Linked DNA regions of Homo sapiens: all the other regions are linked to region 1. A link is a loop called in an ENCODE intact Hi-C map of the cell type or tissue named here. Cell type or tissue: mammary epithelial cell. All regions are shown on one strand.

Region 1 (8,000 bases):
TTTCAAAGAATCTGCAAGAAGAATCTGTCACCCCTTCTTCTGGGTCTTCATTGAACTCTGTTCTTCATGGATCCTTTGGAATATTTAAGGAACTGTACCACCATGACTCACCTCTGCTTCTGTATTAGCCCCTAACAGCCATGGATCATGTTTGTTTACCTTTATATACCTAGGAACTGTAGGTTGAATACATATTTGTTGATTGAGAAGACTAGCCAATTTGTGATACCAGGGACATGACACAGAGGGTAGCTAATTCCAGGCCAAGGAGGACAAGTAGCCATCTCATTTCTTATGTTCTGTATATTATATAGGTTAGTGAATGGCAAAATATCACCTGCAGGCCAAATGTAACCTAACACCTATTATTGTAAGTTACATTTTATTAGAATACAGTAACTCTCTTTTATTTACATATTATGTACGGTAACTTTCACCCTATCATGGCAGAGTTGAATAATTACAACAGAGACCATGTGGCCCCTGAAGCACAAAATATTTACTGTCTGCATCTTTAAATAAAAAGTTTGCTGACCTCTAATCTAGTCAGAGTTGGTTTGATCAAACTTTTAAAACGTACACAATTTACATAACTTTTCCCCTGGTTACTCCAGAAAAAGGTGCAGGATAGGCCCATAGTCAAGGATTGCTGGGCAAGTGAATATAGAACAGTCCAAAGGAGATCCATTAAAAGATACAATACCTCATGCTGAGCTTTTCAAAGGAAGGCTTTTTTTCTTTCTGACAGGATTTATACGATTCTGTTTAATATCAGAGCTTGACATGTTAAATGAATACTCCATTAAGGAGATTATAGCAATGAGCATATTAAAATGTCCTGCAATGACATTCATCACTGCTTCAACATATATTTATTGAGCACCTAATATATAAATAATCCTTCTTATGATGATAATAATTCTTGTATCAAGCTCAATATTTTAAAAGTACTCCTGTAAGTCAGGGTCGACAGAGAGTGGGCTCTGAGATACAGAGTAGCCTACAGGAAGTGTCTTGGGCAGTGCTCTCAGGATTAATATCTAGAGGGAAAGAAAGGCAAACAGCTCTGGGGAGAGGAACATCTTGCACTGTTGATCTTCAGTGCAATCACAACAGTCTCAGCTGACCCCACAGGGAAATCTGGAGCTGGAATGCTCTTCCAGAATTGTCTGCAGTTGGGCTTTATGTCTCTGCAATGACTGGCCTTTGAGGAAGACTGATTGTGGGAAGGGGGCTCTTCACAGCCAAGGGCAATTCCTGGAAAGGGCAGATAGCTGTGAGCTGTAAGGTGTAAGCCATAAGCTTGCCTTAAGGGGAAGATCAGGGCAGCACAATCTTAGGTCTACTATAATCTACTCTTGTGCCACCTAGAGTCCTTTTATAAAAGTTCCAATATCAGCTCCTCCAGGATTCATGGGGGCCTTCTTTTCCTGGGTAAACTTATAATAGAAACAATAGTCGGTCAAATTACAGCTTCTGCTGCTACAGCTGGTCTCAAGGCCTCAACTGATACTAATCATCTCCATCCCTATTACCCATTCTCAATTGCCTTACCCTCCATCAGCACTTCTGCTACCTAAGTGGCATGATCCAGGCCCTCCTCTCTGAGGAGTCTGAGCCTCTGGACATCATGCCTTTCTCAGGCCATGGCTGCCATCTTTGTCCATTTACCATTAAAGTTAGGCAAAGGGGTGGAAAAAGTATTTTCCCTATCCTCATTATAAAACAGTAGCCTTACCTTCTCCTGATTATCAAGGTCACTTGCCCCTGACTTGATGGCAACTCCTTTCCTTGCCTACTCCCTTTGTACAAAGAGCCCACAATGCCTGGTAGCAGCTGAAACTCAATGTTCAATGGAACTCTTGTCAAGTCCACTGGTACAAGCACATCTCCTTTGGAAATCAAGACCTAATTTTCTAAATCCACAGAGCCCAGAGTTGTGGGAGCAGAAAGCCCTAATTCCAATTCCAACAAGTAGTTTTCTGGGAATGATGATGAAATGGGCCATTTCTTCTTTTACCTCTTGTTTCCCAGACTCATGTATTCTACCTATTTGGGACACAGCATTCATTTACCACTCTGACCTTACCTCATTACCATAGTTTCACCTCTTTTCCTTCTGATTGTTAAGCACTACCACCCTACTTTTATTATTCGGGGGATCTTATGATACTATTACTGTTAGTGAAACTAGTTCTTTATTAGGGACAGCCACCAATAGGTTCTGGGAGATGCTGGTGCCCTTTTTATTTTTTTTTTGATGTATCTCATATTGCTTTGAGAAACAGAGCATCTTCTGTGTCCTCTCACTAAATATAACCACATGGTGGACTTTCCACATTAAATAGTACATAGTATTCTTACATGCTCATTTTTCTGAGACTTTTGATCCACCCTCTGCCATAGCAATTCTGGTATTTCTGCCTTACATGATTTGAGCCATCAGTTTCTTCATGCTTTTCAGAGCCATCCTAACAACATGTTAGAACCCTCTCCTGGGGGTCTTGCCAGGTTGTTAAATTCTGTATCACAGACGAGTGCATTCATATTAACAAATCCTCCCTCATCCAACTTAATGTTGCATCCCCCTCACTTCAGCACTTTCAGAATCCACTCACATATGTATGCAGCTCTTCTGGTTCCTGGAGATCCATACTCCTCCTACATTTGAATTAAGAAAAAAAATAGTCCCTTTACATGTCTAGCACCTTCTTAGCCAATTTGTTCAAACTTTGGATGAAGACATGAGATGAAGTCTGCCTCCAGGGATGCAGGTAGTAACTTCAGGAGAGGGAGCCTTTTGCAGCCAAAGGTGATGCCTGAAAGAGCTCACAGCTGGGGGCCATCAGCCAGCAGAAGTCCTGACATGTAGGGAAATAAGTTCTTCAATAGCAAAGGGAGCTGGCTCTGAATGGCACAATCCAGCATCCACTACAAGTGTTTTCCCAACACCCTCCTATATGCCTGGATGACGATAAGACCTGTCTCCCAGGAGGTTAGTTCCTGGCAGCAGGAGATCTAACAGGTATGAAACTTCTCTAATGGAAAATTGTGCAATCAGACTATTACAACAGAAAGGGAATTCAGAATTCCATTCTGTCATAATGAGGAAACCGGCCTGGTGGTCAAGTGACTTACCCAAAGCTCAGATGGTTTATGGCTGAGACTAAAAGCTAGATTGATCTTGAACCCTGCTCCAGGCATCTTCTTGAGGTAGCTTTTAGCATCAGTTTACCCTTTTATAACACCTGTTCAATTCAGAGGTGGTACATAAATAGTAAGATGAAGACTTCTAGGAGCCCAAATTCCCATCCAGTAAACTACTTACACCAGGGTGAGGTGGGGGATGAACTCCCCCATTAGGCGCATCTCACTAGTGGCACAAGCACTGCAGATGAGTCTAACAGTCAAAGCGGGTGTGGTCTAATGCCTGCCCCTGGTATGCAAGGCTCTGGCTCGTTGTCCTGCAGGGTGAAACGTTCCTATAAAAACAGGAAGGAATTTAGTGGTTGCCTTATCCAACCTCCTCACTTTACAGGGGCAAACAATTTGTCCCAAATCACACTGTGAATTGTGATAGAGCTGAGAACAAAATAAAAGCTGGAGACGGTAAAATACTTGTCCTGCAGGAGTTAATCCTAACTGCTAGTGGGGAACAAACTTGTAACTTCTGTAACTGAGAAAGTAGAAACCCAAGAGCAGAGAGGACACACTAGAGCTTCACACAGAACTCAAATGCTGCCTCTCTCCAGCCAAAAGGCCCTAGATGGGGCAGATGGGCAGTTGCTGGTGATGCTTCACCAGAGAGAGGATGAAAAAGGAGAACAAATTCAGTTCAGTGTTTCCCACTGACTCTACCCCAACTGGTGTGTAAGTGTTTGTGTTTGCATGTGCTTACGTGTGCATGTGTGTGTTAGAGACAGACAGTGACCACTAGAGGTCCCAGAGCTGCCTCTTCCTGGGGCATTAGACCTCATGCTCTAGTCCAGCTCCAGCCAACCATCCGCAGCAGAGTCCAGACTTTCTCCTCTCTTCATGACTCCCCAGGATGGAAGAGCCCCTTTAGGATTCTCCGGGGCACATAGTCACGTCTTGATTATTGTATATTAGGGACAGAAGTATGACATGTTTGTGGGAAAGCTCAGTACACAACTGGAGCTTGCTCAGGGGAGGGTTCCCAGGATTGGGGAAGATTTGAAGCCCTGATCTAGATAATCAACTTTGAAAAGGGAAGCCCTAGGGTTGGGGTAGGTCAAGCGTGTTTCAGTTTGTCTGAGGGGTAGCCACGGAGACCTGTAGATGTCTCCAAAGAGCATGCAAAGGAATTATAGCAAGGCAGCACTCGGCTTTTCCTAACCTGTGGCCTCCTAGTACCTGTAGAGCTACTTAGCAGTGCTGAATGGCATAGTCTGCTCTTGGAAGAAAGTAGTTTCTCAACCCTTGAAATGTTCATAAACCATATGTCAGTAACATTGCCAGTGGGGGTTCTAAATTGGGCTGGAGTCTTCAAGAGATGGATGCTTAGGTGCCAGCCAACAAGAGATTCCCGAACACTGGCTTGCCTCGGTGGAGAAGCAAAGGGCAGAGAAGCAGCTCCATAAATAATACAAGCTCCTTTAGTCTCCAACTATTAAAAGTATAAGATTCTCCTCTATTTCTCACCCAGGCAGCATTGTGCTGACACTCAGTCCCACATATTTCTGCTTACAAACCCTAGGGGTTAGGATTCCACTCCCATCTCAATGCTGAAACAGTGCTCACAACTACAACTTCTCTACATAGAACCCTGAACGTACCCCTGTGAAGTCACCAGTGATTTCTTAGACTTTCAATGTGTTTATTTATCAATTTAACAGGTATTTAAAATGACTATTATGTTGTCTCCCCTCTCTAACATGTACTGCAACTTAAGCTAATAAGACAGAGAAAATTCAGAGATCACGTTTCAAGAGAATATGATGTCCTGGCTTCTGCTGACTGTGCTCATGTTAAGTGCTAGATGTTTATGAAAAGGAAGAGATGATCCCCTGGGGTCATTTCAGAGTCCTATACCTCCTTATTAAGAACGCTCAGAAAGAGAAACTGGGTTCAACCAGGAACCCAAGATACCCTTACTCCCACCTTCCCACTTTCAGGGAAATTAGGTTAGGAAAAAGAATTAGCCAATCACTTTTGAACATTAAAGTAATTCAAATAAATAACTTATTAATTAAATTACTGATAAAAGCTCAATTGCTGGCAGTTTGAAAACTAGATTTCTAAGAAGGAATAAGAAAATAGAGGAGACCTCAATCAGAGTTTTGCAAATAACCAAATCCCTGGTACTTACAGAGTACAGAGGTGTCACTCCCTACAATGGACTGAATATTTGTGCCCCTTCAAAATTCATGTTAAATCTTTACCCCCCAGGTGACGGTATGAGGAGGTGAGGCCTTTGGGCCGTGGTGATTAGGCCATGGGGGTAGAACCCTCATGAATTGCATTAATGACCTTCAAAAAATGAATTTGCCCTCTTTCTGCCACATGAGAATACAACCGGAAGGAAGCCCTCCATAGAATGCAACCATGCTGGCACTCTGACCTTAGACTTCCAGCCTCCAGATCTGCAAGAAATAAATTTCTGTTGTTTATAAGCCACCATGTCTATGGTACTCTTTTGTAGCACCCCACACTGACAAAGACACCCCCACAGCCAGTGCCACAGGTAACGAGTTGGAGTGAATGCAGTCAGGACCCAGAATCAACTGCAGCTTGGGGTCCGGGCCCAGAAGACAGACAGTGTCTGCGGCGGGCAGCCCGGCGCCCAGTCTGGCAGTTTTATAGAAATATGGCTCCTTCTTAGAGTCATAAAACACTGGGATGCACAGGACCCTAAGACTCTGAGAGCAATTTCCTCATTTGACGAATAAGGAAACAGCTTAGAGTGGTTTGACAAGTTGCTGACGTTCCTAAGGAAGTAATTGTCAGAACGTGACTGGGTCCCATTTTATCTGACCCCAGGGTCAGTGTGTTTAATCCATCGTATCCCACCATCTCTCTAAATACCTCTTTGGGTAAAGCTGGCACTCAGACAGCATTCTAAGGGGAAGCCAGCACTATCGCCATCCATCACCAGCCTGTCTCCCCTCCTGTGACCCCCTGGCACCTCTAGGAGCAGCAGGACCAGCTCTGTCTTCTGACTCCCCTGCAGCTCTGCCCCGGCTGCCTCTTCCCCAGAGGACTTGCTTTCCTCACTCTTTAGTGTTCATCTAAATGGTTTTCTTGAAGGAAACTCACCTAAGCAAGATGATTCTCATAATTCTAAGGTGGGTGCTTTTCTGAGCTTAAGCCTCCCCAGAATTTAATGCAAAGCATCTCTCTGGGTAAAATGCAGAGCTGTTTTGAGCAGGAATGATTCCCCTGTGGCCCTTACATTCCCACACTATTCCCAAGTCACAGCCTTCAGGGTGTGACCCTTTAAAGAGATTTCCCTTCCTCGGTGCAGAGCCTCTCTGAGAAGATAAGAGCCACAAAACAGGCAGCTCCACAGACTAAGGCAGTGCCTCTCAGAAGCCGGCTTCTGCAAGACAGGAGCCACGGTGGAGGAGTAATCAACTCTCCCTCCCATGAGGCAGCTGTGCAGAGGTCGTGTCTAGAAAAGAAAAAATGTCATTACTGCCCATGGGAGAGTGTAATGACCCAAATTATGGCCTGTCAGATGAGGCAGTGCTTGCCCCAGGGAGGCTGCTGCAGCAGGCACAGCTTACAGAGGAGGTAGGAAAGAAATGTGCCCCTGGGCAGCCTGGGGGACATGGGACTTTGGTTTCAGCTGCAGACTTCTGCTTGCCCATTCTGAGGCTATGAAGCCCCCTCCTGGGAGACAGGGCTTCCTGGGCTAAGGGGAGAGGGAAGCAGGGTAATACACACAAGCTACCCTTTAAACAAGGCCACTTGACGTGGCTAGTAACCATCCTCTTCACCAACATCTTTAAATAATTCTTCTTTTGTTGTTTATTACAGATTTTAATCTTCCAGAATTTTTATAGAGGATAGAATGGTATAAAAAAAATCACTCTTACTTGAAGTGATGTGGGGAGTGGAATAAAATGGAAATTGAATTCACACTAGAGACAAATAGGGCTGAGTCCCAGGCCCAGTTCCATCACTGGCAACCTTGGGCAAGTGAGTTTCCTCTCAGAGCCTCATTTTCCTCATAATGTTACTTTATACAATGGCTCTAGGGATTGCGCATCCATTCATTCAAAAGATATTTACTGAGCACTCATTCTAGGCTGGGGCATACTCTAATAAGTAAATAGTAGTGATTTTATAATAATAGTAATAGGAGCTGTTACTGCAGTTGCTGTAGAAGAGTCATAGGGATATGCATTGATTAAGTGTCAGACACAGTTCCAAGAACATTACATCATTAACCCTATGAGATTAACGAGCCTTTGCAAAGATATGGGGATCCAGGGACCCTCTTATACTTCCAGAGGGAATATAAATAGGTAGAACCACTATGAAGGGGCATTTGACATCATCTAGCAAATTTGGCAATGCACACACCCTATGATCCTACAATTTGGTTTCTATTTACATGCCCCGAGAAGCTCTTGCACAAATGAAGTAAGAAGCATATAAAAAGATGCTTATCATAGCACTGCTTCAACAGAAAACACTGAAGACAAACTAATGGCCCATAAACCAAATGTATTGTGTTTACAGAAGAAAATACTTCTTCAATCTATCTGTCTGTCTACGTAGATCTTAAAACCTAACTACAAGTGTTGCAAAAGGAAAGGTACATTATGACAGCATTGAAGTAACTCTGTAAAATGCACATAAACATTACCATATATGATTTTATGAGTATATCTATATGACGAAAAAAAGCAGTTATGAACATAGAATGATACTCAGGAAGCTAATGACAAAAATGAACTAATTTTAATGGAAAAAAAATAGACATAAAGGATTAAACCAACTTAATGGACCTAATCCATTGCCAGGCACAGGTT
Region 2 (8,000 bases), 220 kb after region 1:
CACTAGACATTTTAGTTTATTTCCAGGTTTACATGGCAATGGTTGTTGGGGTGATGATATTAAGATTTATCGAATTATTTGATAATGCCACAAAGTATAGAATTTCTTAGATAAGAGGGAGAAAGTGATCTGAAAGAGTAAGCAAGAGTATTTAGGACTGATGAATACTTTGGGTCTCCCACTCCTTTTTACCCTGTATGTCTATTGAACATCCTCCCAGTCCAGTAAACCATCCCCATATCCTTTTAGTTTTAAGCATAAAAGTGCAAGAATTTCAAAATCCAATTTGTTTTACTAAAATCTGAAAGATTTTTTTCAAGCAAAAGAAAAAAAAACTTTAAATCATCCTTTTAAAAATCTCTTTATCTTTCACATCCAATCTATCAGAGTCTTGATACCTCCATCTCCAAAATATATCCCATATACATATACTTTTTACCATATTTACCACTACTACTGTAATCTAAACTACCATCATTGCTCACATAATCTTTTAGATGAGAAAAAAAAGTAAAACTGCTTCTTCACATTTCATCAATTCTATACATTATTCCTCTGCTTGATTTTCCTAACAGCAATTACCATTATCCAAAATCATATTGCTCATTTATTGTTTACTTCTCACTGTCTGTCTCCAAAATGAGATGTTAAATTCCATGAGAGTTGAGAGCTGACTCTTTTATTTACAGATATTCTCCAGGTCAGGGACAGTGCCTGACAAATAGTAGATGCTGAATAAATGTTTGCCAAATAAATAAATAAATGAATCCTAAAGTATTCCTCAATATTGGGATTACTAGTACTCACTATCCTGTACTTCAGTCAATTTCTATACTGTTGTTTCGGTGCATTTGATGTAAGCAGTTTTGAGAGGGAGTATGTAGATTGAAACTGATTCTTCATGTTGATTAATACTACATGGTTACTGATTAACCTTATTGGTGTTCAATTTGTATGTAACTATTAAAAGAGAAAATGATTCTATTAAATTGTATTCATGATGTACTATAAAGGCAATGAATGAGTTACATTATAAGAGGTTAAAATAACAATACCCTCTTTGTTTTTCTATTTGCCCAAGAGGCTATTTTGGTTTTGAACATTAAAATGCAAACAATTTTTAAATCAGATTGGTTATCTAAAGTCTGTAGAAAACAATGACAGAAAATAAATGATACTATAGTTTTTTACAAAACCAAAACTGGAAGGTTACAGAAACAAAATTGAAAGGTTCATCAAAAAAATTTGCTAATTGCTCTCTCGGTAACAATAATTCTCAGTAAATAATTCTTTCACTGAAGACCTTGGGAAATAGGATCCCCGATCTCAAGGAACTCAAAACCTATGTAAGATCAAAATCAATAAAATTAAATACAACATAAGGTGAAAAGTGATTTAATACCGTAGTCCCCCTTATCTTCAGGGGATAGTTCCAAGACCTTCAGTGGATTCCATAAAACCATGGGTCATACCAAAACAGAAATATACAGTCATCCCTCAGTACATCTGGGGGATTGGCTCTAGCACCCCCATGAATACCAAAATCTGCAAATGCTCAAGTCCTGGATATAAAATGGTGTAGTATTTGCATATAGCCTATGCATATCCTCCCGTATACTTGAAATTGTCTCTAACTTACTTATAAGACCCGATACAATGTAAATGCTATGTAAATTTATATTTACATTGCCCAAGAGGCCATATTGTTTTATGTGTATCATTTTTTATTGTTGTCTTGTTATTTTTATTGAAATAAAAAATATTTCAATAAAATATTTTTGTTATTTTTGTTGTCACATTTTCTATCTGCAGTTGACTGAACCCATCGATTTGGGTTGTGGATGTGGGACCCTGTACTATGTTTTTTTTTCCTACACATACATACCGATGATAAAGTTTAACTTGTAAATTAGGCATGGTAAGAGATTAACAACAATAATTATAACAATATACTGTAATAAAAGTTACGTAAATGTGGTCTCTCTCACTCTCTCAGAATACCTTATTGTACTAGACTCCCCTGTTTTTGGACTGCAGCTGACTGCAGGTAACCGAAACAGTGGAAAGCAAAACTACACATAAGAAGGGATTACTGTAACAGTGCAAACAAAACCATGACAACACGAAAGAGGTGGCTCTATCACTTTTGCTAGAAGAGTTAAGGAAGGCTTCAAAAGTTACACCTGAGCTGAACATCAAGTCTAGAATCTAGGTAGGGTCAGGGTCAGGAGAATTCGCTATGCTAACGAGTTTGGATTCTACCCTGCACTCAATGCAGTCTCTGACAGATTTTAGTTGGAAAAAAAAATACAGCTGGGTCATTTTTGTTTTAGGTAAATTAGCTTCATAGGATTGCAGAGGGCCAAAATTGGACAGAAAAGAGAGCAGAGGCAGAGAGAGCAATTAAAAGGTTATTGCTGTTTGTGGGGTGAAAGAAAAACAGAGCAGAGATCATCAACCTCTTCGTAAGGTGACGATGAAACAAAAGGCAAATTTCTCTTCTAATGTTTAGGTCAAATAGCATGTAAGCTATGAACTATTTTTCTCCTCCTGGCATTGGCATAAAGAGATTTTTTTGTGTGGCCACTGCTGAAAGTAAGGTAAATAAAACTCAGTGAGTAAAAATTGAAAAATTATTTAATTCTCCCTTCTGGGGTGTTTCTTCTTTCAAGTATGAAGAAATCCTATTTGCTAAGAACTCCAGAGGAAATGTATTTATTGTTATATTTAGGTACCTCATGTGGTACATGTAGTCTCCACATTACATGGCACTGTGGAAAAATGATTCCAAAAATAAAAGAGATAGAGTGATAAAGTCAGCCAATGTCCCCATTCATTTGGGAATGAACAAGCAGATCCAACCTGCCTGGCCAGTTAGAAGATCCTTGCCACCAAAGACGTTCTGAAATCTACTTTATGACTCTTATTGTCTCTCTACTCTGCTGTGTCAGGAAGGCACGCTGTAGTTACACCTATTTTATCACAAGTTATTTTTCCCTTCTGAACTCTTTCCTGTCTGGCCCTTTTCCCCTCTAACACATTTCCCTTGGCTCTAACATTCCATCACTCAGCATTACCCGCACATTTTCACTTTCTTCAACAGCCTGTTCTCTTCTGACCTTACTTTACCAGAGAATCAGCTAAGAACCCTGATCTTCAAATACATTCGCCTCTGGTTGCTTTATATTCTATGATTCTTCTCTAGTACAACTTGCTAACCACTCCACACCTTCCTTGATATAGGTAATAATATCTCTAATGAGTAAAGTTGCTAGAAATATACAAATGAGGAGTAAAAAAAATGCATTTCAGTTTAAGCATGTATTCTTAAGGTTACTTCTCTCGGATAGTCAACCTATCACAAAAAGTCAGTACTGGGTCTCCATCTGGTGGCCAAAATTTCTACTTTTAAATTCTAAAAGATATCTTTATTTTTCACTCCATCTTCCTAAGAATGACTTATCAAAGATGAAATATATGATGAATTATCCTAAAAGGAATGCACAATCAAATTAATAATTCAGAAGGTTATAAGTTTAATAATGCACAAATTAAAGACATCCTTAGAAAATACAGTCCAGCAATCTTAAAAATGGAGCCCAATCTCATGCAGAACAACAAATAAGAAAGCAGATGTACTCTAAATTGAGCACAGAGAGAAATTCGGTCACACTCAAAAATTGCATTTTAAAAGGACATATTATATGTCAGCAATTTCCCTAAGTACAGGGATTACAGTGAAAAAGACAAGCAAATTTCTTCCTTTAAAAAACTTACATTCTTGTGGAGGAAGATAAAAATATATCTGCATTATAATGTGAGTTTGGCATTAAGGTTATGAAGTAAAATAGAGTAAGGAAACAGTTACGGAGATGAGAATATGTTACTTTGTGAAGAATGGTCAGGATTCACCTCTATAATAAGACAATGTTTAAACAATAGACTTAAGTGAGAGATGTATATATTCCTGAGAAAAAGTATGTTGGGGCAGCAATGGCGTGTACAAAGGACCTGAGGCAGAAACGTGGTTAAAGATCTGTACAGGAACAGTGTGGCTAGAGAATGTGAGTAATGGGAATAGTGGGAGATGAGGTCAGAAAGACAGTGAAGGGCCAGATGTGCAGGGATTTGCAGGCTGTACAGATTCTGTGAATTTTATTTAAATGTGGAGGAGAGCCCTTGGAAGTTTCGGACATGATCACATTTGGGTTTTCATTGGCTCCGACTATGTGAAGAACAGACTTGGTGTGTGCTGGGGGGTGGGCAAAGGGAGTAGCAGAGAGGCCGAAGAGCAGTCTGTTGCAGTAATCCAGGTGAGAAACTGATGGTGGAGTGGAGGGGGTAAAGGTTAAGAGGGCTGTGTTTTAAAGGGAACGCCAATAGGAATGCCTGTGGGATATGACAGAAAAACAGCAATGAACAATAATGCTAAAGTTTTTGTCATGACAACCAGGTGAACCAGAAGCCAATCACTAAGGTGGAGAACACTGGGGAAAGAGCAGGTATGGGGGAGGAAGACAAGAATTAAATTTAAAACATACATTTAAATTGCCTTTTAGGCATCCTCGTGAAAATGTCAAGGACACAATAGAATATACGGGTCTACACTTCAGGGGAGATGTAAGAAATGAAGCTATACACCTCAAACAATTGGTTGGCACATCGTATCGGTAAATGGAAAAATATGGATGTGTTCTTCAATATAATCCACGAGAAAGAGTAAAACACATCTTAAATTGAAGGCAGAATAATTCAGAACATGTGGGTAAACTTTTTAATTGAGTAATCAGAGCTCCTCCTACATGCTGACCATATATCCTAAGCACCATAATATACGAAGAAAATACACTGGCTAACATAGGGAGACCTTGTCTCTCCAAAAAGTAATCAGTTGGGTGTAGTGGTACATGCCTGTAGTCCTAGCTACTGAGAAGACTAAGGAGGGAGGATCCCTTGAGCGAAGAAGTTTGAGATTACAGTGAGCTTTGCCCGTGCCACTGCACTCCAGCCTGGATGACAGAGGAAGACCCTGTCAAGAAAAAAAAAAGGAAGAGAAAGAAAAGGTCCAGTCACTGCCCAGAAGCTTGTAGCCCTAGTAGAGTGATAAGATAAATGAACTTTTAAAAATTTAGCAAGAAACAAACATTTGCTCAGTATGTGAGAATAAGCAGGATGGTAGAAGAGAATAGGTGAAGATACCCAGGAGGTATGTAAAGAGATGAAGGCCGGAAGGATAAAGGTGGTGACATGATCAGACAGATGTGTTACAGAACAAAGCTTAATGTCATTTTTTCAAAAATAAAATAGATTTAATAATTTAATTTCATATTTAGGAAAACTATTCTAAATATTAAATCACATGATTAACATTTCAATTATGTAAAACAGTCAAGCAAAGAGATACTCCAGAAACGGAATTTTATACATCTTCAGACCAACATTTCTAGATTTGAACACATGTTGCCCTAGCTGGCTGCCATCGCTCTCATAATGTAAACTTTTAGGTACTGATAAAATAAGATTACCAGTTAATACATGATAAAGGTTAGGCTCCATATGATAAGAATATAAGCATACTGTATAATAATTTCTTTCTAGGCCATAAGATCAAGTCAAATTGATCTTATCTTGGGTAAAGTTTGCTGACAGAAGAATTATATAGATAATGTGGCTAATATGGCTCCTGCTGCATGATATATGTTTAAACCAACAAATATTTGCCGAGCCCTTGTTACGTGCTGATCCCTTGTTAACTATTAATGATTAAGGTGAATGAGATAATCTCTATCCTCAAGAAATAAATATATAATCAGATATATCAACAAATAAATAATATTGCATTCTAAGAACTATCTAGGGTGGGGTGGGGGTAGTACCTAAATCATTGAATGTTTGCTAAATAAACCTAAACCACAGCTGGGGTGACCAAGGAGTGTTATATCAAGCACAGGAAGCAGAAACTGGTAGAGACCCTGTAGGGGGCCATGATCCCATTCCGTAAAACCATTCTGTGTTCTGGAGCTCTGGGCCTAATATGGGAGGAGGAGCCTAGAAGATCTTTAATATGCCTTCCCGACCTTTCTCCCATTGTCTTGATGATTCCTTCTATCAGTGCTAAGTTCCTTAGCAAATGGTAGCTGGACCATGTCCTTGGTTTCTTCTCCCAAACATGATTTTTCACTTTACAAGGCTAGGCTGAGAGTTTTCCAAATCTTTCCACTCTGCTTCTCTTTTCATTATAAATTCAGTTTTTAAGTCATTGAGCTGTGGCGCAAGTGGCCCCAGGTGCAACTTGACCTGCCACTCCAGAAAGAACAAGCCATAAACCTTGGCATTGTCCACATGGTGGTAATTCTGCAGATGCACAGAATGCAAAAGCTGTAGGGGCATGGCTTTCTCCACCTAGATTTCAAAGGATGTCACAGACAGCCTGGAGGCCCAGATAGAGACTTGTTGCAGGGGCAAAGTGCTACAAGGCCAATGCCAAATGGAAATGTGGAGTAGGGGCTGCTTCAAAGAATGTGAGATAAAAATAGCCCCTTTATCAATGAAGATGGACCCTAAGGTTAAGGACAAAGCTACCTATGGATGGAGGGTTCAGGACCCAGCTGGCATGGCAAATTTCTAAATTTCTACAGCTCGAAACTCCATAACTGTAGGAGCTATCAGATTACTCCTAACTCTGATTTAGAGCCCAGACTGTTACAACTCTGATTGGACAGAGGACCAGCCCTACAAACATTCTTTTCTGATAACTGCAGACCTTAAGCCAGTTTCAACCAAACTTCCTTTGTGTCCTATGGCTCACCTTTAACATGAACAGCCAAATTCCATCTCATTTTAATGCTAAAATCCATCCCAAAGTGAACATGGGATGTATGTTACATATATGTTTACTCATTGCACATGTGCTCAGCTCCCCTCATAAATATGTATAGCTTTTCCCCAAAACTTGATGAACATTATGATACTATTGTGTGATACAGGCCCTATGAGGCATAAAACCCATTCGATCCTTCCTCTCTTCAGAGAGCACCTTCGGCACATGCCAGGGACCATCTCTTCCCAGTCTGCAAAGTGGTATCACCAAGAGAGCTCTCATTTCTACTCTTTAGCCATCCTTGTGGATGACAAGAGTCATGCTGGACACCATAACTCATACCATATAGTTCAACAATGTATAGCTAATCACTAACCAATATCATTTTGCAAACTAATGATAATTCCTAACAACCTTGTATTAAGCCATTATTTGTACCCCTCTTTTCCTTTAAAAATCTGTTTGTAACAAAGGCTGAATGAAGTACATCCCAAGGCAAATTGGAAGTGTTTCCCAGGCAGCTGTCCTCACCTTGGCTCAAATAAGCTCTTTAAAATTATATTTGTTGTCTTAGTTTCTTCCTTTAGATCAACAAGACTTACTTGGGACCTATTTACCCTTTCTTCTTTCCTGTTGCTCCCTTTTAGAATGTGAATGTCTATCCTATGCCTGTCTGACCATTGTATTTTGGATGTAGACAATTTATTTTGATTTCACAGACTCACAACTGGAGGAAAATTTGATTCAGAATGAGTTGTGTCTGAAGTCTCGAATGAGACTATGGACTTCTGAGTGACCCCAAATTTCATGCATTTGAAACTTAATACCCAAATTCATATACTGATTGATGGTGGGGCCTTTGGGAGGTAATCAGAATTTGATAAGATTATCAGGCTGGGGTCCTGATGACGAAACGGTGGCTTTAACAGAAGATAAAAGGAGACCTGAGCTGACGCACATTCTCTTGCCCTCTCTCCATGCAATGCCCTCTGGCATGTTATGACACAGCAAGGAGAGCCTCACAAGATGCCTGTGTCATGCTCGTGGACTTCCCAGTCTCCAAAATCATGAGCTAAATAAACTTTTCTTTATAAATTAGTCAATTTATAATACTGTTATAACAACAGAAGATGAAATAAGACATACATAAAAGGGAGATCATGCAATATTTTTCTGCCTG
Region 3 (8,000 bases), 70 kb after region 1:
TTTAAATTCACATTCTTGTTGGTCACTTACATTTCTTCGTTTAAAAATGGTTTATAAACTTTATATATTTTCTACTAAGGTACTCATTTTTATGTTGATTTATAAAAGGGCATTTAACTGAATTGGAATTAATTTTGTTACACGAGGTAGAAATCTAACCTGAGTATGCTCTTCAAAGGTAAATCAACTGTTCTGGTTCTAATTGTTGAATAATTAATTTTTCCAAGGATCTGAAATACTATCAAATCACATGAATGTATATGTAATTTAGGGATGTTTTAACACTTTTTATTTCATTCATTTTTCTATTCTGTCTTTTACAATACTTTTTCCTCTTGAAAGATATCACTGGATTTTTCAGTTTTGTACATTGTCATAAACAGTAGGGCAGGTAACATGTATGTCTTTTACACAATTTTCTTGAATAATCTTCACTCATTCTCCTAGGTGAACTTTAGAATAATCATATCAATTTTTAAATAAGCAAACACTGTGACTTTATTTGAAATTGTGTTAAAACTATAATTTGCAGAAAGTTGACATGGTTACAGATCAGTCTTTCCTATCTATGCGTAAGGTGGATCTCTCCATTTATATAAGACATCTTTTATACTGCTCATTAATGCTAAGTGGTTTCCTTATACATCTTACCTTTTTAATTAAGATTTCTTTTTGGGCTGGGCATGGTGCTCATGCCTCTACTCCCAGCACTTTGGGAGACTGAGGCTGGTGGATAGCTTGAGCCCAGGAGTTCAAGACCAGCCTGGACAACATGGCAAAACCCCATCTCTACTTTAAAAAATACAAAAATTAGCCGAGTGTGGTGGCACACACCTGTAGTCCCAAGTACTTGGGAGGCTGGGGTGAGAGGATCACCTGAGACCAGGTAGGTGGAGGCTGCTGTGAGCCATGATCTCACCACTGCACTACAGTGTGGGTGACAGAGTGAAACCCTGTCTCAAAAAAAACAAAAAAAAAAAGGAAAAAAAAAAGACATTAGATTTATTTTCCTTGCTCATGTGAATAACATCATCATCTATTATTTTTCTAATTGGTTAATGTTAAATTATGGGAAAGAGAGTGCTTTTTAAATGTTTGCTTTCTATCTTATCAACTTGCTAAGCATCCTTATTAGTTATACGTCAGGTGTCCTAGGCAAGAGACCCTAACATCAACAATAAATATAATTTTGCTAACCTGTTTAACACATATTCAGTATTCTGCATATACTACAAATAATTGAATTGTTCACTTTACATGAGCAAATTGCATGCAAATTATATCTCAAAGCTATGAAAAATAGGAGAGGGATGAGAGGGATAAAAATGCAAGTTCCTCTTGCATTTTTCTGTCCTGTCTTATTTCATTAGTGAAAACTTCCAGAACAAATTTTAATGATTGTGAACATGCTTATCACGTTCCTGTTTTAAAAGGAGTGCATCTAGTGTTTAATCCTTGACTCTGCTAGTAAAGCCTGGTTGGCCACACATTGCAGCACTTCCCATTGCTCCCTCATTAGCTTAATAATCTCGGAATTGGAAATGTGTGTAACCAATAAGCAAAAGGAATGGATTCTCGGTCTGTATTGTTGCCATAGGAATTCTTCTCCCACATTTTAAGCTTACTGGTTTATTAATATACACAGCCTCTAGTTCAGTGGTTCTTAATCCTTGCAGTACACTGAACTCGCTGGGGAGCTTTTAAACTGGTTGAACCCTGGGGCCTCTGCATCAGGTTTTTTTTTTTAAAGCTCCCCAAACAATTCTAATATGTAGCTAAGTTTGCAATCCACTGTCATCAGTTTTCAGACTTAAGTAAGCATAAAACTCAGCTGAAGGGCTTGTTAAAAAAGGCAGAATCCCAAGACCCAGCCCTTCCTTCCCAAATTCTGATTTAGTATGTCTTAGGGAGGGTCTTTTATCTGTATTTTAACACATATTTTGAGAAACACCTCTTTTGATTATTATCTCTCTAGAGGACTGCAACCCTAGCTACATATGAGCATCATCTGGAGAGTGTTGACTGACTCCGGATCCCTGAGTGCCCACTTCCAGGCATCTTCATTTAATTGCAGATGAAAACTCCAGTTCCTGGAGTGCTTTCTTTTCGTCACAACCCCTTCCTCTACTTGCACTACTGAAAAAAGCCCCCTCACTTGATCTGCTTCTGCCCAGAACCCACATATTTAAATTGGGGTTTATATTCTCTGAGCAGATAAAGAAAAATAAGTAGTAATTGGGTGGACTAAAACATTCTCAATTTCTTTTGAAAGCAGATTTTTCTGTGAGTTCTCCATTTAGTGTAGCCTTCTCCTAACTTTGCTTCAGGGCTATGGGTGTGCCGCTTGTCCTTCCAAAAATAAAGGTATCAGCCCCAGCCCATGCTCAGGATTTCCAATCAACTACAGATCTTATCATAATTAATCCAAAGGCATCTCAGACATCATCACAAGTCACAGGTTAATTCACACTTTTAGGCTATTAGGCTTTTCCATGTTTTTCTCAGAATGCATGGATATTTTAGTAGGAAGTACTGAGACTGAGTCACCACTTTTTTTTTTTTTTTTTTTTTTTTTTTTTGAGACAGAGACTTGCTGTCGCCCAGGCTGGAGTACAGTGGCTTGATCTCGGCTCATTGCAATCTCCGCCTCCTGGGTTCAAGCGATTCTCCTGCCTCAGCCTCCCGAGTAGCTGGGATTACAGGCACGCACCACCATGCCCAGCTAATTTTTGTATTTTTAGTAGAGACGGGATTTCTCCGTGTTGGCCAGGCTGGTCTTGAACTCCTGACCTCAGGTGATCCACCCGCCTCGGCCTCCCAAAGTGCTGGGATTACAGGCTGGAGTCACCAAGTTTTATAAAACACTACCTTGTGGGGAAATCACAATTTATTTTTGTAACAAAAGTTTATTGAGGGCCAGCCTGTGCCAGACATTGTGTTGTTTCCTATAAATGTTATTTCTCATCAACGAGTCCTGTATTTTTTCTAATGGGTAAATTAGAAAGCCAGGACTCATGCCAGGACTCAGGCCAAGGTCTTTCTGTTTCAGTACAACTGTCACATGCTTCTGTGGCTGAGGGGATGGTGTGTAGATGGGCAATGGTTCCATCATCCTGTGGTTCTACTGCACATGGAAACTCTCACCTGCCTGCTGCACTAAATGGAGCGAGGAGGAAACTGATCTGAGCAATTCAGACAAAGTGGAATTTGTTTTGCTGCAAATGATTCAAATCATTAAATTCAACAAATACCCATTAAGCCTCTATTATGTGTAAGGCTCCACAACCCTTCGCAAGCACCAACTATAAATTAGATTTGTTTTATGTGAAATCTTCCCCCGTTATTGCTAGGCTGAAACACCATATTTTCATTTCTGTTCCACTTATTCGCTCTTTTAAAAAAGAGATATACATTCTCTCAACTGTGTTAAGATCAGACATCCCTGATGAACCAACTTCTATTTCAGAAAGAAAGAATAAGGGCAGGGTGTTGGTTTCATGAAGCAGCAGAAAGCTCTGCAGTGATGATTCTTCACTGCCTCTCTAATCCCTCTCTAAACTGTCCTAAGTTGCTGGATCGTGTCTCTCCTGAGCCCTCTGCTGTCTGGGAATGCTGATTTCTCATTACCCCGAAGTGAAGACACCACAGCCCCATCTGTTCAACCTCAGTGCTCTCCATTCCCAGCTTGGCTTAAAAATGCAAATTCAAAGACAACTTCCCCACCTATGAGGTCAGTATAAGGCCTCCTGGGTCACTGTGTCCTGCCTACCAGAACAAGCCATATAAGCAACTCTAAAATATGCCCCACCACTGGTGCTAGGCAGTGCTTTCTTTCCAAGGTGGTAATAATAAGGGGATTATGGTTTAATCAGATCTGATCCAAATGCCTCTCTGGATCTCCCTTTTGAATATGCTCCATTGAGACCTTGCTTTTGCCACACGATATGCAGAAAGACAATAAGGAGCTTAAGATAGACATATATCTAAGCCCCCTCTGAACTAGAGAAATCAAAATTGCAACAAATTCCTCCCAGTCCTCGGAAGTCTGAGGCATCAATGGCGACAGGCTGGGGAAGATGATTTGTTCTGTATCCACCTGCAACCCCTGTAGATGCTGTAAATAATAAGAGCTTGCTCTTTGACCCCCTTCCACGCCACTGAGATCAAAAAGCCAGGCCCAGAGAAGGTGCCCAGAGTGGTGCATTATTAGCTCCTTATCTCAGCTCACTTTATCCAGGCATCAGGAATCAGATACATGAAATTTAGCTCAGAGAATTCAATCATCATGGAAGAAAATAGAAGTCAAAGACTCTGATCATTTATTTGTTCAATAGTTATTTCTTGAGTACCTACCCTCTCCCTACCATATGTTCGAGTGCCTTTCAAAAGATACCTAAGTCGACTGCCTTTCTAAAGATGGAGAAAAACAGTAGGGATCATCCATGTCTACCCAGGGCTTCTCATCATGGTCAGCGGTAACTGAATACAAGGCCATCTCTGTCAAGATGGACGTACTTAGGGCTTAAAAATAGTGCCAAAGGAATATGAGGAGAGGGAGGCCTCAATATGCTGGCTCCCTAGTGAAGACGGTTTGATCTGTGGAGAAGGATGGGCAGGAGAGTCAAATGACAGAAAAGAAGGCCTTTGGATGGTTACTTTGTCCCCCAGTGTAGCTCCCTGACTCAACTGCCTCCTACAAAGAACTGAAAAAGCTAAATTTAATGACTTGACTTAGCAGGAAGAGTCAACAAAGTAAATAATTTCAAATCAGGGAATAAATAAAGAAGGGGCCTTCAAGTTTAAAATAATCACTGAAGCCAACTTTAGTTTTAAAAATATTTAGAACACCTATCAATACAATGGAATATTATTTGACCACAAAAATGGAGTAATGATATATGCAACAACATAGATGAATCTTGAAAACATTATGATAAGTGAAAAAAACCAGTCATAAAAGACCACATATTGTATAATAGATTTACATGAATTTTCCAGAATAGGGAAATCCATAGTCACAGGAACTAAATTAGTGGTTGACAGGAGCTAGAGGTGGGGGAAAATGGGGAGTAACTGCAACTGGGTATGGGTGTCTTTTGCGGGTAATGAAAATGTGCACAGGTATGTTTATTGCAGCACTATTCACAATAGCAAAGACTTGGAACCAACCCAAATGTCCATCAATGATAGACTGGATAAAGAAAATGTGGCACATATATACCATGGAATACTATGCAGCCATAAAAAAGGATGAGTTCATGTCCTTTGTAGGGACATGGATGAAGCTGGAAGCCATCATGCTCGGCAAACTATTGCAAGGACAAAAAACCAAACACCGCATGTTCTCACTCATAGGTGGGAATTGAACAATGAGAACACTTGGTCACAGGAAGAAGAACATCACACACTGGGGCCTGTCGTGGGGTGGCGGGGAGTGGGGAGGGATAGCATTAGGAGATATACCTAATGTAAATGACGAGTTAATGGGTGCAGCACACCAACATGGGACATGTATACATATGTAACAAACCTGCACGTTGTGCACATGTACCCTAGAACTTAAAGTATAATAAAAAAAAAGAAAATATTATAAAATTAGATAGTGGCAATGGTTGCACAACTCTGAATATACTACAAATCATTGAATTGTTCATTCTACATGAGCAAATTGCATGCAAATTATATCTCAAAGCTGTGAAAAAATAGGAGAGGGATAAGAGGGATAAAGAGAGTGGCTTATAGAGTCATTGTTGAGGCTAAAGGTCAAAATATTGATTAACTCTAGAATTCAAGTTACATATGCTTGTTAAAATTTCTAGGGTACTCACTAAAAGAAGAAAAATAGAGTGTAAAGCTTCTAAGATGAGAAATGTAATAATAAAACATAAAATAACTCAAGAGTAAGGCAAGAAAGAGGAAAATATAGAACAGACAAAATAAATAGAAAAATTAGATGCTATACGGCCAAGTGCAGTGGCTCATGTCTGTAATCCCAGCATTCTGGGTGGCCAAGGCAGGAGGATCCCTTGAGCCCAGGGGTTCCAGACCAGCCTGGGCAATATAGTGACACCTCTTCTCTACAAAAATATATTTTTAAAAAATTAGCCAGGTGTGATGACATGCACCTGTAGCCTCAGCTACCTAGGAGGCTGAAGGGAGAGGATTGCTTGAGCCTGGGAGTTCGAGGCTGCAGTGAGCTGTGATCACACCACTGCACTCCAGCCGAGGTGAATATTTGCTTAGGACACCCTTAAGCCTCCCCTTACCTTGGGTCTAATATGTAATCAGTAATGACGCCTTTTGATGCTTCTCCATGTTACCATTCCTCTCTGTGCCTATCTCTACCACCCTAATTTAGGACTGTGTCACAGCTTATCTTGGGAGCAAGACCCTGTCTCAAAAAAAAATATGCTATAAATAAAAAACACAAATAAATATGTTGAGTATGAATATATACATAGAAATCAATATATTGTGTAGGAATATCAGTAATTATGAAAAATATTGACACATAAAATATTACAGTTAAAAGATAAAGATCGAAGACGATAAAAATAAATTCAGTTTTGTGTTATTTATTTAAATTCAGTTTTGTGTTAGATATGTCCTACATATCTAAGACATAGGATACCACAAGATTGAAAGTAAAATAATGAAAAGATATATATACCAGATAAATATTAAAAAAATAATACTGTATCAATATCAGACAAAATTGACTCAGGGAAAAATATAACTAGAGAGAGAAAAAAGGTCACTATATAATGTTAACAGTTTCAGTTTATCAGAAAGTCATAATCACTCTTAATACATATGTACCTAATATATATCCTGAAAATATTTAAAGCAAATATTTCTATACCTATACAGAAAAATACACAAACTACCACGTTAAAGATTTTGTTTAACAACTATCTTGGTAGCTATTAGCCTAGGCAGAGGATAAAACCATTAAGAATATCAACTGAAATGATACTATTAGCTGCCTCACACAATGGACATTTCTAGAACATTCCACCCAACAATTAAGACAATGAAATCTTTTCAACCAAAATCAACAATATATTGGACCATAAAGAAAATCTCAACACATTTCAAAGGATTTGGTTTCATGCTAAATTCACAAAGCAATTAGGTAAGAAATAGTAGCTAAAAGATAACTAGGAAAACTTCACTTTTGGAAATACAAGCACCCCCTCCTAAATCATTCACACATCAAAGACAAAATCATATTACGAATTCAAGAATATCTAAAACTAAATGGTAATGCTATGTAGCAATTTCCTGCATTATGAAATGCAATTAAAACGATCGTGATAGCAAGACCAGAATCTCAAATGCTTATGTTGGAAAAAGAAAAAAAGCTGAGAAGTATTGAACTAAGCAGCTGTCTTAGAAAGTTAAAAAAAGAACAGCAAATTAAACCCAAAGCAAGTAGAAACATACAATAAAGATAAAAGCAGATTAATAAAATAGAAAAGCAATATACAAAAGAGAGGGTAAAACAAAAGCTAGAAGTTGGCTCCTTGTGAAAAGTAATAAAATTAACAAACGTCTAGCAAGATTGATCAAGATAAAAGGTACAGAACACATGAATAAACAATATTAGGAATAAAAAGGGGAATTTAATTACCAATGCCACCAAAACTAATATGATAAGAACAGATTATCAGGAGCTTTATGCCAAGAAAAGGGAAACTTTAGATGAAAATTAACTTTAACTCACCAAAATATCAAAAAATGTAAGGTGAGCAGAAGGAAGCACTCCAAGAGGGCATTGTCCGAGAAAGACTTGAAGGTAGAAATGGCTTTGGCTTTGTGGGGGACAATCACTGATTTGTTCTATAAGAACTAAAATGAAGTCTGTGTCACACTCCTGGCTAGCTATTATAGGAGACAGAGGAAGTCAGCTTGAATATTACCCCTAAAGTGCTTACAGCATGGTGGAGGGTTTAAGGAATGTACATGATATGTAATGGAAGGAAATGGAAGTTATTCGA
Region 4 (8,000 bases), 79 kb after region 1:
GGTTTTCAGATGATAAAACTGAGGTTCCAAAAGAAAAATATTTCCCCCAAGGCCTGTAGCTTTAAAAGGATGACTGACAGCTAGGTCATCTCCTACCAGGTAGGCTCTTTCCCCTCCAACCACATGCTGCCTCTGGGCAGATAGATTCTGCTTGGAGCTCCACGAACCACTGTGGGGCCTGGTTATTCATGCTTTGTGATGCAGCCTGCTTCCCTAGGTTGCGGGTTATTCTCGCACCATTTCCAAAACCCTCCCCAAAACTCCTTTCTGGATCCTAGGGTGGAATTCATTCTACAACTCTGAGGATCAGGATCAAGGAGCTCTAATTTGTGAGAGAATGGCCCTGGGTGGCACAGCAGTATATGATATATTCTTTGCGTGAAGAGCAAGGTAAGAGTCACTAAAAGGCTTGGCAGAGCAACCATCAATACTCACCCTATGTGAGATACAAATGATACCCATTGGTGTAGCACCTGCAAACTGTAAGCAACTTGAGGACAGAGACCAGTCTTCATGTAGCTATGGGCCTGACAAAGACAAGCAGAAGGTGTTCAATCAACTAATTCTCAGCTGATAGGCTATGGGAATGCAGCATTCTAGATAAGTTTACTGTCATTAAATAAAATTGGGCTTCCATTTTGTATCCATTTTAAATGGACAATTTTTCACAACGCATGACACCCACACTTCCATCTCTTCTACTTTTTTTTAATAACTTGTGATCACCAAGTTGCGTATCTTTTAAAAATGAACCCTGATGTAATACAGGAGGAAGATTGAAAGGCTTCTGACTTTGTTCATGTGATAAATAGCCCCAGACGGCTGCTCTCTTGAGTTTTTCTGTCTGCCTTGGATGGTCTTCCTTTCTCTCTTGTGCAATCTGGCTTCAGCTGCCACTTCTTGGTGCTCCTTTCTTCCCTCACTCAGGTATCCCAGGCACCTCAATATCCAGAGGCTGGAAGAAACATCTCATCTGCACATTTTGAGAAGAAATGGAGCTGCACAAAAGATACAGTCACTAAAACCATCTGTGTGGGTCAAGAGTGGGATTAATCCTCATCACGGGCAAAGTCGTCCCTCTGGGCAGAGTAGCCCCATATTGGAGGGCGATCATACACAATAGGGAAGTTAAATTTAGTTCAGTATAGAGATGGTCTCCCCTGGAAAACAAAGAACCAGGGTTTTTTTTTATCCTTTTTAAATTTTGTTTTATTTTTCAACTTGTTTGACTAAACTGCTTCCTCACACTTGAGAGATACAGACCAGACAAGCCCCTGTTTTTCTGTTGTAGCCAATATTCTCATTATATATATTGCTAGATTAACATTGCCTTATTGTAGTTTGATACTATGGTAATACATCAGCATTCTGTATACCCTGATTATCCAGAACACAAATTTTAAACAGAAAGCTGTCTGTTGCCTGGATTAAGGAAGACATAGGATTATCTTCATTGCTCTCACCCAGAAAACTATATATAATCAGTAAAGACATTAATTTGTCATAGTATTTATTAAGCTTCTACTGTGCATCAGGCACAGCATTATCTAAGAAGATGCTGCCGTCTAAGAAGAATCAAAGTGGGACTGCTGAGTTGGCCACTGAGGGCTTTACTGCCAGGTGTGGCTGATGGAACTGGATGTGGTTTTGTTTGTTTGTTTGTTTGTTTGTTTTTAAAATCTTCTTGGTCTGTACTATGTCAGCTCTTCCTTCTTCTCTGTTCCACATTCTAGTGACACGAGGTGGGGATTCTTCTCCTGAGGTTAAAGAGAGTACCGGGGCAGCAAGATGCAGCGTCGAGGCATCGGGACCCAGAGCAGTGGGCAGATTGTTAGAAACAGGCGAGTATTTGAAGAAAAGAGAAGTGTGAGCTTGAGTTCTGAGACAGGCAGCAATAAGTTAAGCTTCCTTGCTGTTCAGTTTGAATCACTTCTTTGGAAAATCAGGTTCCATGATGTATTTTCAAGATTGAAAATTCAATCACCTTTGCTGTCTGACTTCATTTGACCTGGCAGAAAAGAGGATAAGGAAATGGTGGGGCTTGCAACTGTCGCTCTTTAGAGACAATAAGCTCCCCACAGGCAGGAACAATGTCGTATTTTTTTCCTGCATCCTCTAAACACTGAAAGCAAGGTCAACTTTGCACTGAGTAGGTGCTTAATAGGTCTCTTCTGTCTTATTTTTTTAGCTACACCTATATATAAAAATATTTTTAATTTCAAAGTATGTACATCACCTTATAATATTCAAAGTACTTTCCCACACATTAGCGCCTTTGAATCTTATATTACAAGGCTACCTAGTTTAGTGAACCAGCTGGACTTGGCAGTGTGCAAGCCAAAGGTAACTTTCTTCTATCTCACTGCTGACCCTTTACACCTACTCCGTAGAATCAGTCTTCCCTGTCAGATAAAATCCTGGACAGTTCCTACAGCATTTTCAGTTACTTCATGATTTGGAAAGCCCCAGTCAAGTTTAATATTAAACTTTCAAACCCTCATTCAATATAAAGTCTCTCCTGTTGCCAAGCTTTGGTTTGTCCCAGGCTCAGAAATCTACATCCTACATCAGCAGAGTTGGAGGGGTGTGGACAATTTCAGATTTGGTTTGCTTCACCTCCTCCCTCACTGACCATTTCTGCCTTCTCCATAGTCAGGTGAAGGGAAGGGAAAAGAGATAAGGAAGGAAAGAAAAGGCCTCTCTTGTCAGGCAGAGTTGTAATCTAGTGTTGGTACCTTGAGTGTAGTAATTGTCCATATGTTGGACTTGATCCTTTCTCTCCCAGGTTGCTTTTGTGGGTATTTAGAAATTCTCCTCCACCCCCCATTCTCTGACTGCAGTTCCCTAGTACAATCTCTAGCTAACCCCGCAGGATGCTCCATGGCTTCTACAGCTAATAGTGCAGTCCTTCTGCAGAGCCCACCTCACCCCTAAGCAGGACGCCTCATGGCCAAGGTTCTTTTGCAAGATGGCCCACGGCCTCCTCTGTCCATCAGACTCTACATCTGGCCCACAGAAAACAAGCACCTTTGCCCCACTGTGGTGGGAGGGCAGCTCACTCTATGGTAGCCCTGTCCCTGCTCTGCCACCGCAAGGAACTCCAGCCAGCTGCTCACCTGGGATTTTCTCTGGTTGAGCCACATCCCAGTACCTCTCCCTCCTAAAGTTCACTAGCCATACGTCAAGCTTTCCTGATCTTTGTGTGAAGCCCCTTCCCACTCAGCTTTGAGAGGAGGAAGGGGCAGAAGACAGGACAGGAGGGAACGTTCTGCACACTAACACTCTATCTCCAAAGAACTCTCCGCCTCTCCATTCTCTCCTAATTCTTTACTTAGCCTCCCACAATATAACTTGGAGGAAGGTGATAGCCAAGATTGACCAGCTCATTGTGGAATCACCCTTCAGCGTGGTTTCCCAATTTTGGGTCAGAGAACACAATACCAAAGTCAAGTTAACAGGAAATGTCCCTATTTTAACGATTCGTTAAAAAAAAGGCAAAATTGAAGAGATGAAAGGGAGTAGCCATTAATTTTTTCACTTCCGTCTAACAGGTAACGGAAATAGGCTCCGGCCTTAGTTTATACTGCCACGAGGGGGCAGTATTGAGACTTAAACGAAAGTTGGCCTCAATCACCACGTCTACTGCCCAGAGCTCTCTGAGCCCCCTTGCTTCACAATATGCCCCCTGCTCATCCTCTCCCAATTAAGCACAAGACAAGAGACCTTGCCTTCAGACACCCTGCTGAGCCCTGAAACTGGGCACAGCTGAAGGTTCATAGGGAAAGCCGTACAGGCTGAGTGTCCAGCTATAAGCAATCCTAGAACTAATGGTGATAATAATTGAAAACAGTTACATAGCACCTCTAAGCACTGGTCTAAGCATTTAACATCTTTTAATTAATAACTACATAATCCTTAAAACTATTCCCATGAGGTAGACACTGTTATTATCTGCCATTTTACAGATGAGGAAACTGAGGTACTGAGGGGTTAAATAGATCATCCAAGATCATTCTATTAACTTACAAAGGCAGGCTTCTAGGCACAATTTCTGATGCTTTAATTCTCAGACTTTAGTTAGCCTGAGAATCACCTGGGGAGCTTGTGGAAACACAGATTTCCAGTCCTTCCATTTAGATACTGACTGTGTATCTGGCTTGCAGCCATTTTAACATACCCCCTGTGATTCAGGTGAAGGTCTGTATGCACTAGGGCCTGGTACATCATTTATCCAGAGACAGACTTAGAACTGTCCTCATAACTGTGCGACACCATGGTAAGTAGGCCAAGGATGGACCCATCAGCAGCAACGTGCCAAGGAGAGTCAGTGTGAAGGGCAACTGGAAACTTCCTCAATTCACTCTTTTCCTCTACTTTCATAGTACTGATTGTTGAATAAGTGACATGTTTGTTGAACAAATGAACCTGTTCCCAGGCCCCTGAAGAGTGTGAAAAGAAGTTTACTTTTAATATAGTTTAAAAACACTCCGTAATCTAAAAAATAGCTCACACTATTAAACAACTTCAGCAAATCTTCTGCACTACCTGCCAAGGTCATAGTTTCAATCTCACCTTCAATTATTGATAGATTGCCTGATAATTTGAGAAGAGAGAAACAGACTTTTTTCAAGATTTGGAAAAGGAAAATCCTTTTAATAAGAGATTCCATCCTGATTACATAGCTCTTATCAGGAAATCCCTTGAAAGCTGAATTCCAGAAGGTAACTATTAAAAATGCCATTGAAAAACTGGAAATTATCTGCTTACACAGCTTAGAACAGACCCAGAAGGGATAGTATATTTGGTGCAAAACAAGAATTAAAGATTGTTCTTGCGGCCAGAACTGGACTGGAAGTTTTGAACTACTTTTGCCCCCACAACTCCACTTCTTTTCATGGTTTGGCAATAAAATGCTCAAGGAAGCAGATAAGAAGGCAGAACGCTGGCCATTTTTGACTGAGGTAATGAATGTATTATTAATGATGCCACCATTCAAGATTTTCAACAACAGTGAATCAAACTGTGTTATAGAAATAAAAAAGGCTCAAGCCTGGAGCAGAGCTTGGCCAAAGGACAAGGAAGAGATGTAACAAGGCAGGAGCCAAAGACTGGACATGGATTCGCCTCTTCTAATGAATACCTAGACATGGGGGTCCTAAGGCTCTGGAAAGACTAAGTCCGGGCCCAGTGCTTCAAAGTCAAACTCAAGAGTTACATCAGGAGAAGCCACATTGCCTAAAATCTACATTTACCTATTCTTCCTACAGGGGTCCAAAAATACCAATGGACTTCTGCCAGCAAAATTTCAACTTGCTCAGCTCTGGCCACATGACCCTTGAAAATGGCCCAACCTATCATCTGATTTAGGACTGCTTATTTCTTAAACTTCTTCAGCTCACTCTGAATGAAAATGTTTTCAGAAGCACTTCCAAGTGTAAGACCAATTATGCACATCACGGGAAATTGATTTGCCTGTGTTCCTCCATCCCCCCACCCTCTTCCTACCCCTTCACTCAGTGTTGGATTTCATATCCCTTCACCACCACTTTTGGCTACAGGATGGGGGAGAAGACTTCCAGGCTTTCAGGCTGACCTTGGAGAAGTTACTGTCTCCCTGGGACACATAACAGACATTGACACAACAAGTGAAGGCCAAGCAGAGAATGACCTTGCTACTTTTTGTGTCCACTTGGCCTGGCTTTCAACCACTGGAATAGGAAAAAGCAGCCCCAGCAGGACCTGTGGGTCACAAAACCATGCTGGTTCTTCCTGGTGGTACCTTAGGACACTTTGTTGACAGAAAATTCATAAATGGTTTGTCTAATGTCTTTACCAAGTATCGAGAATAAGCTACAAATCAGACATTATTGTGATCTCTTGTTTCTCATTATTAAATAAAGAAACTACAATTTTAATATATCTTGTTGAAAAGAACCATTTAAGCTAAATATGAATATGGCTTTTATCTAGGATTAATGAACTGAATATTTTAAACTGTCCAATTAGGAAAATGTTTGCCTTTGAGGCACTAAAATAAAAGATTCAGGTTCCCCTGACCGCTACTCTCAGATCAACACCCCAGTGAAAGAAAACGCTATGTAGGTATATACACATTAATTTTTCTTTCTACTGAAATATGTGTTTATCATACATGTATTCATCAGCTTTCATGAATGCTGTCAGATGTGGAAAATTAGCTTTTGCATTTACTAACTCCTCCATGGGAAAGAGGTCCCTCATGTGTTTAACAAAAAGGAGCTTTATTGTTTATGAGATTGAAAAATAAATGTTGCCATGGCTTTACAATCTGGTGATTGGTAATCAGTTTTCATAAATGACCATGAATCACTTCTGTGCTGGCCGGGCTTTGTTTGGAATATGAGATGGCTGTTCTGTCTTACAAGTAAGGAATTATTAATGTACCCTCCCTGGAGGGTTTCAATTTCACTCGTACAAATAGCTGTATATCTACCAAGTGTATGTTCAGTGTGCCTATCTATGAAATTTAAAATTATATGCTTTGTGTAAAACAGAATATATAATAGACTCTGAAATTGAATAAAACTTATTGGACTCATTTTTTATCCTTTGTGACATTTTTCTAGTAAAAGAGTTCAGACAAAAGGCACTGCCACCAAGGAGCCAGGAATGCAAAGTCCTGTCCAATTTAAATAATCACTCCTTTCTGTCATGTTTTACAAAGAGATGTATTCAAACATGCTCTTTGGGCATTTCTATATTCTGTTCTTGGTTTTCACAAATATGAGCAGGCAAAGATCCCCTTTACTCCTTTTGTATGTTTTTGCCACTTTAAAAAAAGTATAATCTTGGCGATTGTCTCATTATAAAAATGAGAGGGCATTCTTCTGAGATAAATAGGACAGAGGCCTGGCTCACATGGATTTTAATTTAGTTCCAAATTTCACATCCCTCTTCTTCTCAACAAATAAGGTAAGAAATAAAGTCCGAGATAATAAGGAGTTCATGGCGAATCCAATCATGCCACCCACCTTTCTAAAATCCTTCAGTGGGATCTGGCACGGTGGCTCACGCCTGTAATCCCAGCACTTTGGGAGGCCAAAGTAGGAGGATCTCTGGAGGCCAGAAGTTCAAGGACCAGCTAGGCCAACATGGCGAAACCCATCTCTACTAAAAATACAAAAATTAGCCAGGCATGGTGGGGCATGCTGGCAATCCCAGCTACGTGAGTGGCTAAGGCATGAGAATCTCTTGAATCCAGGTGGCAGGGGTTTCAGTGAGCCAAGACTGCACCACCGCACTCCAGCCTGGGCCACAGACTGACACTCTGTCTCAAAAAGAAAAAAAAAAGTCCTTCATTGGTTACCTATATCCATATGGCTCAAACTTGTTAGCATGGCCTACAAGGCCTTTCCATGATCCACCCCTTGAAAAACCTTCCAACTTTCTGTCTCCCACTCCCCTTTACTGATACCTCTCTAGGCATGTGAACTCCTTTCATTCTGGGAATGCAGCTCTCTTGCTCTCTCTCTCCCCTACCCCCAACCCCATCCCACCCTCCCTCTTTCCCTTTCCAGTTGGATCCAATGTTGTTGAATGCAACACTACATAAACTCTTTGCTAGTGGTGCTGGCTGGGCCCTGTAGGCGGGAAAATCTTATACCCACACAAGTTCTATGTGTTTATTCCTGTGAAAGGAAACTGCTCACCTCGCAGGATGAGAGGGGTCCAGTGTTATCATCTTGCCACCAGTGGCCACTTTATATTTTCAAGGAATGGTGCAATTTGAGTGTTCAGCACTGGCCTCTGTTGCTGGCAGGCTGGACATTGGTGGTGGGAGTAAATAGATTAGCCTTGGTAACTCAGAATCCGTGTTGCTGAACCCAGGTGTAGCATTCACCTCTGCCATAATGGCCATTCTGTTCATGTATCCCTCAAGCCAGCACTGAAGTAACTGATGACAGAGGCTGGCTGCCATCATCCAGCTGAGTCATTTTGCCTATTTGGTTTTTTAGTGCCTC

The links. A loop is a pair of places that touch in the nucleus more often than their neighbours do. Peaks named below come from ENCODE experiments on the same cell type or tissue, not always from the same donor. Only the 100,000 strongest peaks of a DNase experiment are listed, where the experiment ranks them.
Region 2: it touches region 1 in a loop (6-fold over the local background); 10 of 110 quality-filtered maps call a loop at or near these places.
Region 3: a loop joins it to region 1, with 13 times the contacts of the local background. A loop is called at or near these places in 5 of 110 quality-filtered maps.
Region 4: it touches region 1 in a loop (12-fold over the local background); 5 of 110 quality-filtered maps call a loop at or near these places.

What each region holds. Positions count from the first base shown.
Region 1 is chr2:21,391,503-21,399,502 of GRCh38, reverse strand. LOC100507562 (a long non-coding RNA gene) reads right to left here and starts at 3,040. Exons shown (of 2, transcript NR_188506.1): 1 at 2,619-3,040. In mammary epithelial cell, a CTCF peak has its summit at 3,926 (motif pointing right); no DNase peak of the experiment used is centred here.
Region 2 is chr2:21,171,401-21,179,400 of GRCh38, reverse strand. No RefSeq gene overlaps it. Among named protein-coding and RNA genes, the nearest start is that of TDRD15, 51 kb to the right of the region's middle. In mammary epithelial cell, a CTCF peak has its summit at 3,365 (motif pointing left); no DNase peak of the experiment used is centred here.
Region 3 is chr2:21,321,953-21,329,952 of GRCh38, reverse strand. The region is part of intron 2 of LOC105374318 (a long non-coding RNA gene); the gene reads right to left. Among named protein-coding and RNA genes, the nearest start is that of TDRD15, 200 kb to the right of the region's middle. In mammary epithelial cell, a CTCF peak has its summit at 3,595 (motif pointing left); no DNase peak of the experiment used is centred here.
Region 4 is chr2:21,312,930-21,320,929 of GRCh38, reverse strand. It overlaps LOC105374318 (a long non-coding RNA gene), which reads right to left and starts at 6,809. Exons shown (of 3, transcript XR_939801.3): 1 at 3,117-6,809; 2 at 436-527. In mammary epithelial cell, a CTCF peak has its summit at 3,591 (motif pointing right); no DNase peak of the experiment used is centred here.